2 separate regions of the Mus musculus genome follow, and region 2 is linked to region 1. A link is a loop called in an ENCODE intact Hi-C map of the cell type or tissue named here. Cell type or tissue: left cerebral cortex. All regions are shown on one strand. Each heading gives the region's core, and the rest is flanking DNA. Links, peaks and the distances in the headings are about the cores only. Region 1 overlaps Clec2g (C-type lectin domain family 2, member g). Region 2 holds the start of BC035044 (cDNA sequence BC035044).

Region 1 (8,718 bases), core at 472-8,471:
TGTTTACCAATCCTAAATCTGATAGGGGACTAATATCCAATATATACAAAGAGCTCAAGAAGCTGGACTCCAGAAATTCAAATAACGCCATTAAAAATGGAGTACAGAGCTAAACAAAGAATACTCAACTGAGGAATACCGAATGGCGGAGAAGCACGTGAAAAAATGTTCAACATCCTTAATCATCAGGAAAATGTAAATCAAAACAACCCTCAGATTCCACCTCACACCACTCAGAATTGCTAAGATCAAAAATTTAGGTGACAGAAGATGCTGGAGAGGATGTGGAGAAAGAGGAACACTCCTCCATTGCTGGAGTGATTGCAAGCTTGTACAACCACTCTGGAAGTCAGTCTGGAGGTTCCTCAGAAAATTGGACATAATACTACTGGAAGATCCAGCAATACCTCTCCTGGGCATATACCCAGAAGAAGTTCCAACTGGTAATAAGAACACATGCTCTATTATGTTCATAGCAGCCTTATTTATAATAGCCAGAAGCTGGAAAGAACCCAGATGTCCCTCAACAGAAGAATGGATACAAAACATGTGGTACATTTACACAATGGTGTACTACTCAGCTATTAAAAACAATGAATTTATGAAATTCTTAGCAAATGGATGTATCTGGAGGATAACATCCTGCATGAGGTAAACCAATCACAAAAGAAGTCACTTGATATGTACTCACTGATAAGTGGATATTAGCCCAGAAACTTAGAATACCCAAAATACAGTTTGCAAAGCACAAGAAAATCAAGAAGAAGGAAGACAAACACATTGATTCTTCATTCCTTCTTAAACTGGGGAACAAAATACCCATGGAAGGAGTTACAGAGAAAATGTTTGGATCTGAGTCAAAAGGATGGACCATCCAGAGACTGCCCCACCATGGAATCCATTCCATAATCAGCCACCAAACACTATTGCATACCCCTGCAAGATTTTGCTGAAAGGACCCTAATATAGCTGTCTCATATGAGGCTATGCCAGTGCCTGGCAAATACAGAAGTGGATGCTTACAGTCATCTATTAGATGGAACAAAGGGCCCCCAATGGAGGTACTGAAGGGTTCTGTATCCCTATGGGTGGAACAACAATATGAACTAACCAGTACCCCCAGAGCTCGTGTCTCTAGCTGCATATGTAGCAGAAGATGGCACAGTCGGCCATCATTGGTAAGAGAGGCCCCTTGGTCTTGCAAACTTTATATGCCCCAGTACAGGGGAACACCAGTGCCAAGAGGTGGGACTGAGTGGGTAGGGGAGCAGGGTGGGGGGACTGTGTAGGAGACTTTCAGGATAGCATTTGAAATGTAAATGAAGAAAATATATAATAAAAAAATAAAATATATATATACTACCTTAAAAAAATAATGCAAGAAATGTCAGTGTGTGACAGTGTAATAGAGAACTAAGTGCAACAGATGAAAAATGAGTAAACACAGTGCATTTTGGAAAGAGTAATGTGTTTATGACTATGAATGTTGTGTTCTGTTCCTGTAGCAGAATGCATAAAGGCAATATACAGCAGCATCCAGCAGCAAAACAGTGATTCCACATTTGGACTTTGAGTAAATGGCTGGAGCGATGGCTCATTGATTAAGAGCACTTGCTGATTTTGCAGAAGAGCAGGGTGAATTTCTCAGTGCGCATGCTGCTCACACCATCTATATAACTCTCATTCTGGAGGCTCAGACACCTTCTTCTGGCCTCTGCTTCACTTATGTGGTTCTCAGACATACATGCAGGCAAAACTCCTATGCCCTCTTGACCTAAGACAAAAGCCTGACAGCTTAAAACAAAGGCCTGGAAGGCTTTTAATCTGACCAGTATCATACATACCTGCTCTTCTATGAACTCACATGACAGCTTCAAGGCACGCTTGTGAAACTATGAAATTCTCTCAAGTGGGCATCTGTAAATGTCCCTATATTTTATTTTTGCATCCTTTAGCTTCTTTTGTCAACAGACTGGATATGTAAACAGGACTCAGCATTTTGCTGCATACAGGCAATACATCTCAGTGACAAAGACAGACAATAATTCAGAGTAAAAGGTTGCAAAACAATTTTCCAAGCAAATGGACCCAAGAAACAAGATTCAGCAGCCATTCTAATATTGAATAAAATCTACTTTCAACTAGAAGTTATCAAAAAAGATAAGGAGGGACACCATACTGGTCAAAGGAAAAATCTACCAAGATGAACTCTCAATTCTGAACATCTATGCTCCAAATGCAAGGGCACCCACATTCATAAAATAAACTTTACTGAAGTTCAAAGCACACATAGCACCCTCCACAATAATAGTGGGAGACTTCAATACCCCACTCTCAGCAATGGACAGATCATGGAAACAGAAACAAAGCAGAGACACAGTGAAATTAACATGTTATAAACCAAATGGATCTAACACTTCATCCAAAAGCCAAAGAATATACTTTCATCTCAGCACCTCATGATACCTTCTCCAAAATTGACCATATAAGTGTTCACAAAACAGGCCTCAACAGATACAAGAAGTCTGAAATAATCCCATGCAACCTATCAGATCACCATAGGCTAAGCCCAGTCTTAAATACCAACAAAAACAACGAAAAGCACACATACATATGGAAGCTGAACAATGCTCTACTTAATGATAACTTGGTCAAGGAAGAAATAAAAAAAAAAATTAAAGACTTTTTAGAAGTTAATGAAAATGGAGACACATCATACAAAAACTTTTAAGACACAATGAAAGCACTGGTAGGAGAAACACTCATAGCTCTAAGTGCCTCTAAAAAGAAACTGAAGAAGGCTTACACTAGCAGCTTGATAGCACGCCTGAAAGCTCTAGAACAAAAAGAAACAAATGCACCCAAGAGGAGTAGAAGGTAGTAAAGAATCAAGCCAAATAGAAACAAAAAGATGTATACAAAGACTCAACAAAACTAGGAGCTGGTTCTTTGAGAAAATCAACAAGATACATAAACCTTTAGACAGACTAAACTGAGAGCACAGAGTCAGTAACCAAATTAATAAAATCAGAAATGAAAAGGGAGACATAACAAGAAAATACATCTTAAAATAACTATTCTGTTTGGTGAGTATCAATGGTTGAAAAAATTAAAATCATGTTCTACAAACATCATGGAAATATTAATGATAACTTTTAACTCTCTTGAAATTAGCATTTTCTTAATGTTTAACATTTATTTCTCTGAACCATCCCTGGGACCATAGTCTACCTATCTCTTAGGATGTAGGAAGTAAAATGGATTGCAAAAAAATAGTATTATTAGGACTAAATGGGGGGGGCTAAGAAAGTCATTTTCAGAGTGAAATGTGCTTGCATTCATCTAATAAATAATTAAACCTGGCTTTAAAATAAAGACAATGCGTTACTCAAAATGTATGTGTGATTAGAAGCATTGGACCTGATTCAATTCCCAGCACCCATATGGGAGCCACATCTGCCTGTAACTCCAGTTTCAGAGGATGTGGCACCCTTACACAGACACACATGCAGGCAAAGCATCAACGCATTTTTAAAATGTTCTTGGTCTTTAGTATTGAGAAGTAGAATGGCTGGTGTGGTGAAACACACCTGTGACCCCAGCTACTTAAGGAGGGTCACAGATTTAGGCAAGAACTTATAAGAAAATTACAAAAACTGCAGGGATACGTGCTACTTTTGCAGAGCTTGATCAGCAGTGCCAATAAAAGGAACACAAAAAGGCTGGAAAGATGGCTCAGCAGTTAGGAGCACTTGTTCTTGCTCCATTTCCAGCATCCACATCACCACTCACAGTAAGCAGGGAGCTGATTCCTTCTGGTCCTGTCTGATCTCTGTCTGAGCTGTCTCTGCATTGTCTGCCCAGCACAGGTGGGGCAAATACATATGAACATACAAGCAATAAGCATAAATGAAGTCCGTACAAATGTAGTGTTTAGGTTTTATTTTTTTTTTAATTTCCCTTCCCTCCTCCCTCCCCCTATGTCCCTCTCCCCTTCCCTTCCTCCATTTCTCCATCCCTTTCTCCTTAAAGACCTGGAGGCCTCCCATGGATATCAACTCCCCCTTGGCATATCAAGTTGATATAGTCTTTAAAAAGACCAAGAAGGAGAAGAAAGGATGAAGAGACCAAGAGCTGCGTTTAGCCTATGATTTTTTCTCTTTTGGGACTCATCAGTACATGGTAGCTCAATCTATAAGATTTTCAATATTTTTTTAAAGGCTCAGTAATGCACATGCTAGTGTAAAATTAAGTATTAAATGCCTAAGGAGTTTAACTCACATTTGATGTGAAATAAATCCAAAAAAATGGTCAGGACCCATAATGAGACAAGCTAATAACTAGCAGGTGATCATCCTGAAGTGGCCTGCCTCAGATTATTATATAATCTGTGACAGGTGAGCCCTCATTAAGCAAGGCTATGAGTGACTCGTTTTAGGAGAGATTCCTGCTATTAATGTGCTTTTACTGTTATTGTTAAACATATATAACAATTGCTGAGTAGAAACACTCCCCCTTTGAAGCAGATCTCTGCAGATCCACAAAGATGAACTATCTTGTAGTGATTCTATATAGACTCCACCATTACACTGGCCTGGGCCAGAAGGCTCCTGGAATAAAATAGTGAAATTAAAATGGTATTTGATTATAAAATGCAGTACACTTAGAACAGGAAAAGTAAGTAAGTATAATTATACTTAGAACAGTATAATTGGAAATAGGAATATTAAAATTAAAGTGGAGAAACATTTCGCCAATGTCCCTCATCTTTTTAAATTGCAGAGTAAAAAGTAAATCTTAATTTTACACACTTTTTAAAAATTCTTCTGTATGTTGGTTTGAATTTTTGAAAAGCATGTATAATATGTTTCTTCAAATTACGGGATGCAACAGACATCTCATCTTCCCTATCATTATTAAAGTGTTTTTGTGCTTTCCGTCCCCACTGGTGAACCTGAGACCCTCCTGTGTCAACCCTTCGGTACCTGGGATTACAGATGCTTCTCAGGATCCCAGCCATTCTGCTTTCATTATTAAAGGTTACACCCATGTTGGGGGACTCATTTTTGTGGTCTCATAAATTCAAAAGAAGAATTCTCTGCACAAAACCTTAATATCATAAAAGTGGGGTTCCCTAACATTAGTTGTACTTTAGGCTTAAGGTATGAGTGCTGACATCTATTTAAAACTCATCTATGGTCTTGTAATCCTCCATGTGTGCACCTCTCTAAGGTGGTTTTCTTTTTCTTTTTTAAGATTTACTTATTTATCATATGTAGGTATAGTGTAGCTGTTTTCACACACCACAGAAGAGGACATAAGATGTCATTACAGATGTTTGTAAGACACCATGTGGTTGCTCAGATGTGAACTCGGGACATGCAGAAGAGCAGTCAGTCTCTTAACTACGGAGCAATCTCTCCAGCCTTGATGGTTTTCATTTGCGACGTTAAAAAATATTCTCAATCCCGTTTGATAGCACTGTGGGACCATAGGGGAAAAAGTAGCACCCATAGATAACAGGCTAGGAAGAGTCTCTTGGTAAATGCTAGACAGGAACAGGAGTTGGGCAGTGGAGGCTATAGTTGTTAAGCTTGCTACAGATCCATATCCGAGGTATATAGTGCCTGGAACTGCTGATCCCATTGCCGCTCAGGTAGGCACATGTTTCCACTCCCTGGATGGGAATCCTGAAAAGAAACCAAAAAAGTAAGCCTACAGAGCCCAGAACTGCATTTGCTCCTGCAATGAAATCTCACCAGTCTCCACTAATTTTTGGTAATATGAATCAAAAAGTCCCTGAGGAATCACCTGCATTAGTTTTACACCTACTGTCTCATATTCTCAGGATTTGAACACCACTCCTTTGTCATTTGTCTATGGTGAATCCTGTAATGTGTGTACAAGGCATTGGGCTGGTGCTCGCTGCCATGTTCAAATGAACTGCAGCCATGAGTGACCCCACCAAGGGTGATTTTCAATTCTGTTTTTAGGCATTTTATATATGGGGACGCCCACTTAGTAAATTGCTCTAAGGGCTTCAGTGATGGATATGACTGAGTCTGTGATTTACCATCCCAGTAAAACAGCTCAAACCCAAGGACTGTTTTGGGTGCTCAGTGATGACGAGACTTTAGAGGAGGTTCCAAATATACTTAGAGTCTCTGCTTTCCTGAACAGATGCAGACATGCAAATAGTGGAAAGCTGAATCTCAGGCTTGCAGATTCTGCAGTGGCTTTCTGGGGTTTCAGAGCCCCCACTGCCCATCTAAGGCTCTGTCTATATCCCTCACAGGACATTTATCAACAACAGAAATGTTTAAGTTGGAGCCAGAGCAAACAATAGCTACTCTCAGACACCATCATTATGGTAAATATTTTGAGTAAAATGACATGATGCAAAGGTTTTGAAAATGACGGTCAATAAACAGGAAAACCTCTGAAGTATTTAAATTTGTGGGTGTGTAGAGCTTTCTGGGGATTGGATATTGCATTTATACACACTCTCTACCCCTGTGCCACACCTCCAGGCAAGGGTTCATTTTTTTTTTCTTTCTTCCCAGTACAGTTGGCTTCACATGACATTGACTTCCATCTCTCATAGCCACGACACACACATATCACAACACATGAACATAATAGAAGGAAAAACATCGTGAAAACATACATGTTGTTATACTCAGTGTTGTCTGTCCACTTCCAAGGGTGCTCTGACGACTCTCTGTGCAGTCCAATCCAGGAATCAAAATTTGCCTTGTATCTCATTAGGAAATTCTGTCATAAAACACAAAAAAGTCAAGAATACATGTGTCTATTTGTTTCAGATGATCCTGGAGTCTCTCCACTCCACACCTTTCTCTAGAGATAACAGGAGGATGTAACTGAGGGTCACATTCCTCTGTGGTCTGGACAGTTCTGGGTTAACCTTCCACTGCAGTTATTATCAGTTGTCTCCTTCTGTACCCAACATATGCCAGCATATGGGAAAACACTCATGGTCACCAGGTATCCCAGTAAAATGGCATATTTGACCTTCCAGCTGACTATGAGAACTTCATGAGAGAATGTTTCTTGACTATCTCAGGGCTCCAGTCAGAAGTCAAGTATCAGCAAATGGCGCACACTCACATTCCCTATGTCTCCATGTACTTGGGTGGGATCCTTCCTCAGGCCTCATCTGTAACTCTCTATCTCAAGGCAATATAATATTCAACAGAACAGACAGACAAACCAATCCCTGCCCATTGCTTACCAGCTCCTTCTCGTTGTCAAACCGAGCTAGTTGGGCCTCTTGTGCCATGCAGAAGGTCTGGGCGAATGTCCAGTTACTTGTGTATTCAGAAAAATAAAAACATTTATTTCCAACTCCAATCCAGTTTTTCGGGCAAGCAGCATAGGTCTTGTTGATTAGGATCTGTTCTGTCTTTGTTGCTAAAATGTAGAGAATACAATGGATCATGGCAAGCAGGCCTTCTCTCGTTTTGGCACACCCTCCTGAGCTCAGCTGTGAGGTGTGAATCTGATGGTAGCTTTCCTAACTGATCTGTAGGAATCCTCTCCTGAGTGAGATGTGCCTTTAACTAAAAGGCCTCCCACCGTGGGCCTGTGTCCCATTCTCTCTCATATGCTCACTGTCAGTAGGGCTCCCAGGAAGTGCACTTCTATAACAGCATCACTTTCTGAGCTTTGGATGACCATTGACTACAGTGGGGATTGCTACAGCAGCAAGCACTCTGTAGGGACACCTACTGACACCCAGCCTGATAATTGAGATTGCTATGAGAATTTTTGGGTAGGTCGTATATACGGTGCAGACACCTTGCACTAAAGGATGACTTCAAATACTTAAGAGGACAGTGCAAGATTTTATTGCACTATTCTGAATATTGTGGTACTAAAATCCTATAAATTTCTTACTTCAGGAACTTTCCATTTAATACTTTCAAAATAGAGTTGAGCCTGGTATCTAAACTCATGGCTCATGGTCAAAGGCACTGTACCTTCCTGGCCTCACCTTTGAAGTTCCTACTTGGAGATTCCCTCTTGTTATTCTCTGCCTTGAATAGTTCTCCCAAGGGGACCTACTTCCCCTGCATCTCTGTCTAGAGCTTGCTGGATGTCATCTTCCCAGGGATGTGCCCATCAAAGCCTCTGTGTTCCTTCACTGCATCTTCCTGTTGGAACCTAAATTCTCAGAGAACAGGACCTTCCAGTGTGTTTCCTCTAGAGCCCTTGCCACAGTGCCTGGCTCACAGTGCTTAGAAAGCATAACTGGCAATGTGAATATGGACAGAGTGTTACAGAATTTGGAGGGTATGTCACTTACCTGGCAAAGCAACAGAAAGAGCAACTACAGCTACAGTGAGGACCATGATCACTCCACAGCAGCAGTAAAGCTTAGCAGAAGACTCAGGGGAGATGGCTCTGAGACTATTTCTTTGGAGAATTTTATCTGTAAAATATGAATATAAGAATGCGAATTTCAAGAATTTCTTAAATAAAATAAAATAACCACAAAACCCACTTGACAATTGCCTATCAGTTCCTGAAAGGCTTCTGCCAACCCTTTTAGAGAAGGCCCTGGTCCACAAAGGATGTCCATGGTAGAAAGAAGTATAGAGAGGATGGAAACAGAACTTCTGCCAGGGAGCCTTCTGGTCACTGAACTCAGGGTGAATAATGGAAGAGCAAAAATGGAGGGAGTGGGGATCCCAGTGA
Region 2 (8,718 bases), core at 433-8,432, 92 kb after region 1:
TTTTCATTTGTGATGTTAAAAAATATTCTCAATCCCATTTGATAGCACTGTGGGACCATAGGGGAAAAAGTAGCACCCATAGATAACAGGCTAAGAAGAGTCTCTTGGTAAGTGCTAGACAGGAGGAGTTTGGCAATGGAGGTTATAGTTGTTGAGCTTGCTACAGATCCACATCCGATTTATATAGCTCCTCGAACTGCTGATCCTATCGCTGCTCAGGTAGGCATATCTTCCCACTCCTAGGATGGGATTCCTGAAAAGAAACGAAAAACAGTAAGCCTACAGAGCCCAGAACTGCATTTGCTCCTGCAATGAAATCTCGCCAGTCTCCACTGATTTTTGGTAATATGAATCAAAAAGTCCCTGAGGAGTCATCTGCATTAGTTTTATACCTACTGTCTCACATTCTCAGGATTTGAACACCACTCCTTTGTCATTTGTCCATGGTGAATCCTGTAATGTGTGTACAAGGCATTGGGCTGGTGCTTGCTGCCATGTTCAAATGAACCGCAGCCATGAGTGACACGACTAAGGGTGATTTTCAATTCTGTTTTTAGGCATTTTATATATGGGGACGCCCACTTAGTAAATTGCTCTAAGGGCTTCAGTGATGGATGTGACTGAGTCTGTGATTTACCATCCCAGGAAAACAGCTCAAACCCAAGGACTGCTTTGGGTGCTCAATGATAACAAGACTTTAGAGGAGGTTCCAAATGTACTTAGAGTCTCTGCTTTCCTGAACAGGTGCAGCCATGCAAATAGTGGAAAGCTGAATCTCAGGCTTGCAGATACTGCAGTGGCTTTCTAGGGTCTCAGAGCCCCCACTGGCCATCTGAGGCTCTGTCTATATCCCTCACAGGGCATTTATCAACAACAGAAATGTTTAAGTTGGAGCCAGAGCAAACAATAGCTACTCCCAGACACCATCGTTATGGTAAATATTTTGAGTAAAATGACATGATGCAAAGGTTTTGAAAATGACGGTCAATAAACAGGAAAACCTCTGAAGTATTTAAATTTGTGAGTTTGTAGAGCTTTCTGGGGATTGGCTGTTGCATTTATACATACTCTCTGCCCCTGAGCCACACCTCCAGCACAAGGGTTCATTTTTTTTTCTTCCTTCCTTTTTCAGTTGGCTTGACATGACATTGACTTTCATCTCTCATAGCCACGACACACATATATCACAACACAGGAACATAATAGAAGGAAAAACATTGTGAAAATATACATGTTGTTATACTCAGTGTTGTTTGTCCACTTCCAAGGGTGCTCTGACGACTCTCTGTGCAGGCCAATCCAGCAATCAAAATCCCCCTTGAATCTCTTTAGGAAAATCTGTCATAAAACACAAAAAAATCAAAAACATATATGTCTCTTTGTTTCAGATGATCCTGGAGTCTCTCCACTCCACAACTTTCTCTAGAGATAACAGGAGGATGTAACTGAGGGTCACATTCCTCTGTGGCCTGAAAAGTTCTGTGTTAACCTCCCACTGCAGTTATTATCAGTTGTGTCCTTCTGTACCCAACATATGCCAGCATATGGGAAAACACTCATGGCCACCAGGTATCCCAGTAAAATGGCATATTTGACCTTCCAGCTGACTATGAGCACTTCATGAGAGAATGTTTCTTGACTGTGTCAGGGCTCCAGTCAGAAGTCAAGCATCAGCAAATGGTGCACACTCACGTTCCCTATGTCTCCATGTGCTTGGGATGGGATCCTTCCGCAGGCCTCATCTGTAACTCTCTATTGCAAGGCAATGTAATGTTCAACAGAACAGACAGACAAACCAATCCCTGTCCCTTGCTTACCAGCTCCTCCTCGTTGTCAAACCGAGCTAGTTGGGCCTCTTGTGCCATGCAGAAGGCCTGGGCAAATGTCCAGTTACGTGGGTATCCAGAAAAATAAAAACATTTATTTCCAACTCCAGTCCAGTTTTTTGAGCAAGCAGCATAGGTCTTGTTGATTATGATCTGTTCTGTCTTTTTTGCTAAAATGTAGAAAATACAATGAATCATGACAAACATACTTTCTCTCTCTTTTTGGCACACCCTCCTGAGCTCAGCTGTGAGGTCTGACTCTGATGGTAGCTTTCCTAACTGATCTGTAGGATTCCTCTCCTGAGCGAGATGTGCTTTTAACTAAAATCCTCCCACCTTGGGCCTGTGTCCCATTCTCTCTCAGGTGCTCACTGTCAGTAGGGCTCCCAGGGAGTGCACTTCTATAACAGCATTACTTTCTGAGCTTTGGATGACCGTTTACTACAGTGGGAATTGCTACAGCAGCAAGCACTCTGTAGGGACACCTACTGACACCCAGCCTGATAACTGAGATTGCTGTGAGAACTTTTGGGTAAGCAGTATATACGGTGCAGACATGTTGCACTAAAGGATGACTTCAAATACTTAAGAGGACAGTGCAAGATTGTATTGCACTATTCTGATATTGTGGTACTAAAATCCTATAAATTTCTTACTTCAGAAACTTTCCATTTAATACTTTGAAAATTCAGTTAAGCCTGGTAACTCAACTAGGTTATGGTGGGAGGCACTGTATCTTCCTGGCCATATTACTCTTCCCTGTCCTCACCTTTGAGGTTCCTACTTTGAAATTTCCTCTCTTTATTCTCTGCCTTGAACAGTTCCCCAAGGAGATTTATGTCCCTGACATCTCAGTTGAGAGCTTACTGAAAGTCATCTTCTCACAGATGCCAAGCCAAGACTCCTGTGTACACCACAGACTGTGTGTTCCTTCACTGCAACTTCCAGCTAGAACCTAAGTTCCCAGAGAACAGGAATTTCCAGTGTGATTTCTCCAGAGCCCTTCCCACAATGCCTGGGTCACAGTGGTCAGTAAGTATAACTGACCATGTGAATGTGGACGAAGTGTCACATAATTTGGAAAATAAGTCACTTACTTGACAAAGCAACAGAAAGAGCAATTACAGCTACAGTGAGGACCATGATCACTCCATAGCAGCAGTAAAGTTTAACAGGAGACACAGTGGAGATGATTCTGAAACATTTTCCTTGGACAATTTTACCTGAAAATATGAATATAAGAATGATAATTTTTAAGAATTTCTTAAGGAAAATAAAATAAATTCACCACAAAGCTTTACAATTGCCTATCAGTTCCTGAAAGGCTTCTGCCAACCCTTTTAGAGAAGGCCCTGGTCCACAAAGGATGTCCATGGTAGAAAGAAGTCTAGAGAGGATGGAAACAGAACTTCTGCCAGGGAGACTTCTGATCACTGAACTCAGGGTGAATAATGGAAGAGCAAAAATGGACGGAGTGGAGATCCCAGTGACATGCAAACAACAAAAATCTGGTTTTGGCTCCATAAAAAGCGCCCTGGCTAGAAGGAGTTGTAGAAACACTAGAAAATAAATTGATGTAATTAGATGTATTACAAAATAAGAAAAGAGGAAAAATTAGAAATATCTCAATAAACAACAAAAATATGTGGAAAATGGAAGTGAAAGGAACTTCTTCAACCCTACAAAATTCATCCATTAAAAACAAAGCAGTAAGTCCAACTTCAGTCAGCTGCACTCTCAATGGTGCCATTATGAATGTGTTCCCAGCAATCAGGAGCAAGAGTCAGATGTCTGCTCATTACTCCAGGTAGACTTTTCCCAGGAGGTGCTCGCCAGGACAAAGAAATAGGGTCAGGTGTCTGGAGAATGGCTCAGCTGTTAAGATCTCTTTCAGCTCTTCCAGAGGACTTGAATTGAAGGTAGCTTACAACATTGCACACCTCCAGTTCCAAGGGGTCCATTGCCCTCTTCTGGCTTCTGTACACACTGGGCATTCATGTTATGTACAAACCTGCAGGCAAACAGCCACATACATAAAATGAGTCTCTTAAAGAACGAAAGGAGGTTTATGCTTCTCAGAAACAGGTGAAAGTGTTTCTTTTCACAGATGACAGGGTTCTATCTACATAAAAATCCAAACAAATCTACAAAAGACCGTTGGATGTAAAAAAAAAAAAAAAAAATGAGTTTATAAAACTGCAGGACAGGGTGACAGCATGGTAAAATCAGTTGTATTGTCCTGTCAAGTGGAAATTAATATCTTAGACAGTAATGCCAAAAAAACATAAAATTACAAATCTAAAAATAGGATGTTCATAGTCAGCATAACAAAAACTACATGTAAATATATAAAGAAATAAAAAGGAAAGTTGGCTCAGTGGTTTCGAACATTTGTTGATCTTTCAGAGGACCTGGGTTAAATCTAGAACCAATATAAGAGCTCACAAGCCTCTGTAAATCCATATTCAGGAAGTCTGAGAACTTTCCTAACCTTGGTGGGCACTAGGAATGCACACAATCCATAGATATCTATGCAGGCGAAGCACTCGTACATGTTACATTTTTGAAATAAAGAAAGAAATCAAGGCAGCGCTAAACACATAATGAACTAGAACACTCCATATTGCTCATGTCAACAATTTCTGAACACACATATATGTGTAACATATTCCAGAGATGTAGTTGCCTTCAGAAAAAAAAAAATCATAGCACCAAGTTGTATGAGAAGTAATATGAAAATTAAAAAGAGTCAAAAATTAATAGTCAAAAATTATTCTGAGAATGAAGAGGTCAAAATCAGAAAGATCACAAGGCCTGACCTGATGTCTCATGTTCTCATGGGAACAGGAATGAAAGCCTGGTGCTAGCATCAGAGTAGACACTGAAACAACACAGCAGAAAACAGGACTCCACAATGAGGTCAAACACATGTGGGTGGTCAAGAGACACTTAACAGAGATGAACAGTCTTTAGACAGGGAAAAGATGGCATCACTCCCGTGTGTGCTACTGAAACAACCTTCTATCTGTCTCCTAAAAAAATAAATAAATAAATAAATAGGCATAAATTTCTACAGTCCATTTGTAGACATAGAGATCCAAGCACAAAACTTAATATCATAAAGTCATTTGATTTTTAGAAAAGTAAGGGAATGTTTGTGAACTTGTCTTGGGCAAAATCATCTTCGATTTAAGAGCAAAATCACTGTCTGCATAACAGGATGGTTATACATTGATGTGGATGTCCATGTTGAGGTAGAACTAACAACTTCTTAAGGCTAAATTTTACAGCTTCTACAAAGCTGTTTGTAAGTGTAAAATGTGATATGCTCCCATCCTACCCACATATTCCCATGCTGGAAAGGAATTCAAGTTGCAAGACATCTTTATGTGAATATTTGCAGCAGCTTTAAGGATCCCTGTGAAAATGACACATTTGTGACCATTAAAATATCCCCAAGCTGATGACAAGGTAAACCTCTCAACACAAGAAACAACTTGGAACACATGCCTGTGCTTGCCTTATCTCATGCCACTTTAACAGGCCAAATGTCCCAAGGGCTTCTTCCCCAAAGTGTCCCTAAACTAACCCGAAAGTAAGCTCATGCAAAGGTCAGAGAGCTACAGGAAGTCCCAGTTTCCTTTGTGAAGAGACCCCCAACTGCCACTATTCACTTCCTCCTATCACTTCTCTAGAAGTTTCCTGACAGCTTTTCACAACCTCTTTGCATAGTATTTGCTGGTGAGATTCTTAAAAATTTCTGAACTCAGAGCATGATTCTGTGTAGGCGATGCTATGGGTATGATCCCTCAGCATCTCACCAGCAGTGCATGTTTCTGACACACTACTGATTAGCACTGCACTGTGAGTGATGAGCAGAAGGCATTGCTGTGACAAGCTGAAAGAACTCTTGTGGGACTTCTCTGCTTCATGGACCCATTTTAAGTCATCTGGAAAGGTGACTACTCATGGCTGTGGCGGAGGAGTGGTGAGAGTGTCTGCAGCAGACAACGGGGAAACAGGTAGGGTAGGGGGTCTGTATATATTTTTAAAATGACTGTTTTAGTCTTATTTATTTTACATTTAAGAGTGCTTTGTCAGCTAAATGTAAGAATGTGTGAATGTAATGTATGTATGTATGTATGTAGTGTACTACATGCATGATTACTGTTAGAGGAATTTAGAAAATATATTGGATCCCTGGAATTGGAATTAGGGGTGGGTGTTGAGCCACCATATGTGTGCTGGGAGTGAAACCTCAGTCCTTAGCAAGAGCAATAAATGCTCTCAGTGGTTGAGCCAAGTCTCCAGCCCCTATGTATCTTAATGAAGAACACCTGATTATATGTTTTCAAAATTCACAGAAATGTATACCAAATGAATTAATTTTATTGAGTGCTAATTATAGTTTTTACAGAGTTTTCACTGACTTTAATCCTTGCATTTTGTGCATTTTCGCACACCTAAAATACCAGAAAGCTTCTATTACATTAACAAGGAGGGAAAGGAGCCTTAGGATTAGAAAGAAGGCTTTAAGCACTGAGCTTTTGCATTTTGGATCCACACAGAACTCCCAGCCTTAATTCTTTCTAGTTCTACAGAATATAAAATGATAGCATAATAAATTCGCCTGTGCTCATTTCCAGCCCCAGCACCTCTCAGCCATGTGCTGCTGGGAGCCCTCCTCAGCCCTCCTCACACTCCCTATAGAAAGGAAGTCTTGGGAGATTTCTAAACCCCTTCAGATTGTAAAGGAGTGGTTTGGTTTCATTGTGATTTCAGGTTCTGCACTGTGATTTCAAAAATCTTTCCAAATCGAAGAAAAGAGTGTAAACTCCTGTCTGCTTTTAGCTAACAAACCCCTCTACAACTGATGAACAATGTTGGCCTTTCAGTGCCTGACTAATTTGTCTCAGCATGTCACCCAGGTCCAGCCATGTTGTCACAAAAGACATCCTATCTTACTAGTACATAGTATTCCAGTATATATGGGAGTATGTATCACAGGTTTTCCACACTCATCCACTGATAGATGCTGATGTCTGTTTGGTTGGAGCCTCCGACTTGGCCCATACCCCACACCTCCCACCACCCCAGCCCTGGCACCCAAAGCCCAGTTCCACATTCATGGTAGCTGTAGCAACCTTGTCCCCAGCCTAGGTGACCACGCTGGGACTCAAGCCCAGCTTGTGGCAGACAGGTCATTTTCCTTCACCAACAATCTATAAAAACACCTTCCCTGCCATAGCCTGGGCAGGACTTCCACCTTGTGCCCTGAGACTGGTGACCTTGCCCTGGAACTGTTCTGAAATAAATATGCTTTTCTACTTTTAATTCAGCTCGAGTTGGCTTATTAAGTCATCAGAGAAGCCTACTAGTGTGTTCCATGTGCTGGCTATTGTAAACACACAAGCAAGTAAAAATATCTCTTACCAGGGGCTGTGGGGAGTAGAGACAGAACAGATAATAATTTCTTTAAAGTGATATCAGATCTGGTGTTCAAAGGCACAGTAGGATGAATACTGCTCACAATAACGTACCGTAATTCTAAAGCTAGCCCAAGGGGTTTTGAATATATTCACCATAATGAAACAAAGAGCAAGTTCGTTCATCTTACTGTGTCAATCAAAAACCACATCCTGCTCTGGCCTTGAACTGTTTGGATTTGCTCACTGGCAGGGGCACCAATGAGAGGAGAAAGGCTGCACAGACTTGTTTTAAGTAGCCAAGATTTGTTCTCAGGTCCGGAAGGTGATGAAAAAAGTCGCCATTTTAGAACCTCACCATTTTATTGCTCAGTCATGGACTCTCTTAAGGCCCTCTGGTGTTCATCTAGACTACTAGCCCTCAGAAGCACATGGCTTATCTGAGAAACAGTAGTATTACTCACGACCTTTCTCTTTGGGTATGAGTCAGAGGAGGTGAAAACATTAGAGAAGCTGCGGTGGCTTCTAGAGAGACCACTGTGAGACAGCAGATACAGTAACTTTCACCAAATTCAGTTGCTTTATGTCCCTTGGCCTGTGCTGTGAGGACCTGGCTGCCATTTTTAACCCATAGAAAAGTCTGAAGAACAAAGGAAATCTTTACTTTTCTAAGTTTTCCCAACACAACAGGTGCTATGGCTTACTGTGAGGAGTATGGGACTTGGTGGAACCTGGCTATAGCTCACAGTCAAAGGCAGCAGGCCAATCATACCTGCTACTCTGCCTCAAGAAGACCCTGTTTTACACTCTGGTTAAGGGTCTGTTTAAGGGACCAGGATAGCCGTGGAGGAGGGTACTTTAGGTGTGCACAGGATGGCATGGAGTAGGGCCCTAGGGTTGAAGGGAGGCATGGTTAGGTCTCCCTCTTCCTCGACCTGTCCCCCACCTCCCAGAACAGTATTTCCAATCATCTTAGCAGCTAGGCTGTCCACTCTGAAGGAGCTTGCCTGGTATCCTCAGGCTGCCACTAGGCCATTGATCTAACAACAATTGTGAACTCTGCTTTTCAAGAAATTTGATATTTTATTCCTAAACAAAAGTATTAAAGTGGGGGTAAAGTCATGGCTCAACAGGGAAGGGAGCTTGCTGCTCTTGCAGAGAGAGGACTTGGTTCATTCCCAGCACCCAGTGAACTAAAACTGTAGATGGATTTGTAGATGGGATAAATCTCCCACCCCCACCCTACTGGAAAAAAACTGATCCTTCCCTGATGCCACAAGAGTCATTTAAGGCCAGAAAGAGTATTACCTGATACCCGTGTCCTTGGGAAGAGAGAAATTCCAAAAGCTTGGAGGTTTGGGGAAGGGGGAGTGCTGTGGGAGCCTGAAAAGAAAGTTGTAGGTAGGTGTGGAGGAGGGGCACTTAAGGTGTGGGCTGGGTGGCAGGGTGGGCCAGAGCACCCCCAA

The links. A loop is a pair of places that touch in the nucleus more often than their neighbours do. Peaks named below come from ENCODE experiments on the same cell type or tissue, not always from the same donor. Only the 100,000 strongest peaks of a DNase experiment are listed, where the experiment ranks them.
Region 2: a loop joins it to region 1, with 2.8 times the contacts of the local background. A loop is called at or near these places in 18 of 42 quality-filtered maps.

The regions. Positions count from the first base shown.
Region 1 is chr6:128,979,918-128,988,635 of GRCm38, reverse strand. It overlaps Clec2g (C-type lectin domain family 2, member g), which reads right to left. Exons shown (of 7, transcript NM_027562.4): 4 at 8,327-8,452; 5 at 7,253-7,431; 6 at 6,668-6,774; 7 at 3,929-5,690. The coding sequence ends at 5,549. Among named protein-coding and RNA genes, the nearest start is that of BC064078, 8.7 kb to the left of the region's middle. In left cerebral cortex, for the core only: no CTCF peak of the experiment used is centred there; no DNase peak of the experiment used is centred there.
Region 2 is chr6:128,887,947-128,896,664 of GRCm38, reverse strand. It overlaps BC035044 (cDNA sequence BC035044), which reads left to right and starts at 5,541. Exons shown (of 3, transcript NM_001254946.1): 1 at 5,541-5,848. The coding sequence starts at 5,698. Clec2i (C-type lectin domain family 2, member i) reads right to left here. Exons shown (of 6, transcript NM_020257.2): 2 at 3,767-3,837; 3 at 2,924-3,049; 4 at 1,818-1,996; 5 at 1,232-1,338; 6 at 1-253. The coding sequence ends at 115. In left cerebral cortex, for the core only: no CTCF peak of the experiment used is centred there; a DNase peak (open chromatin) is centred at 5,358.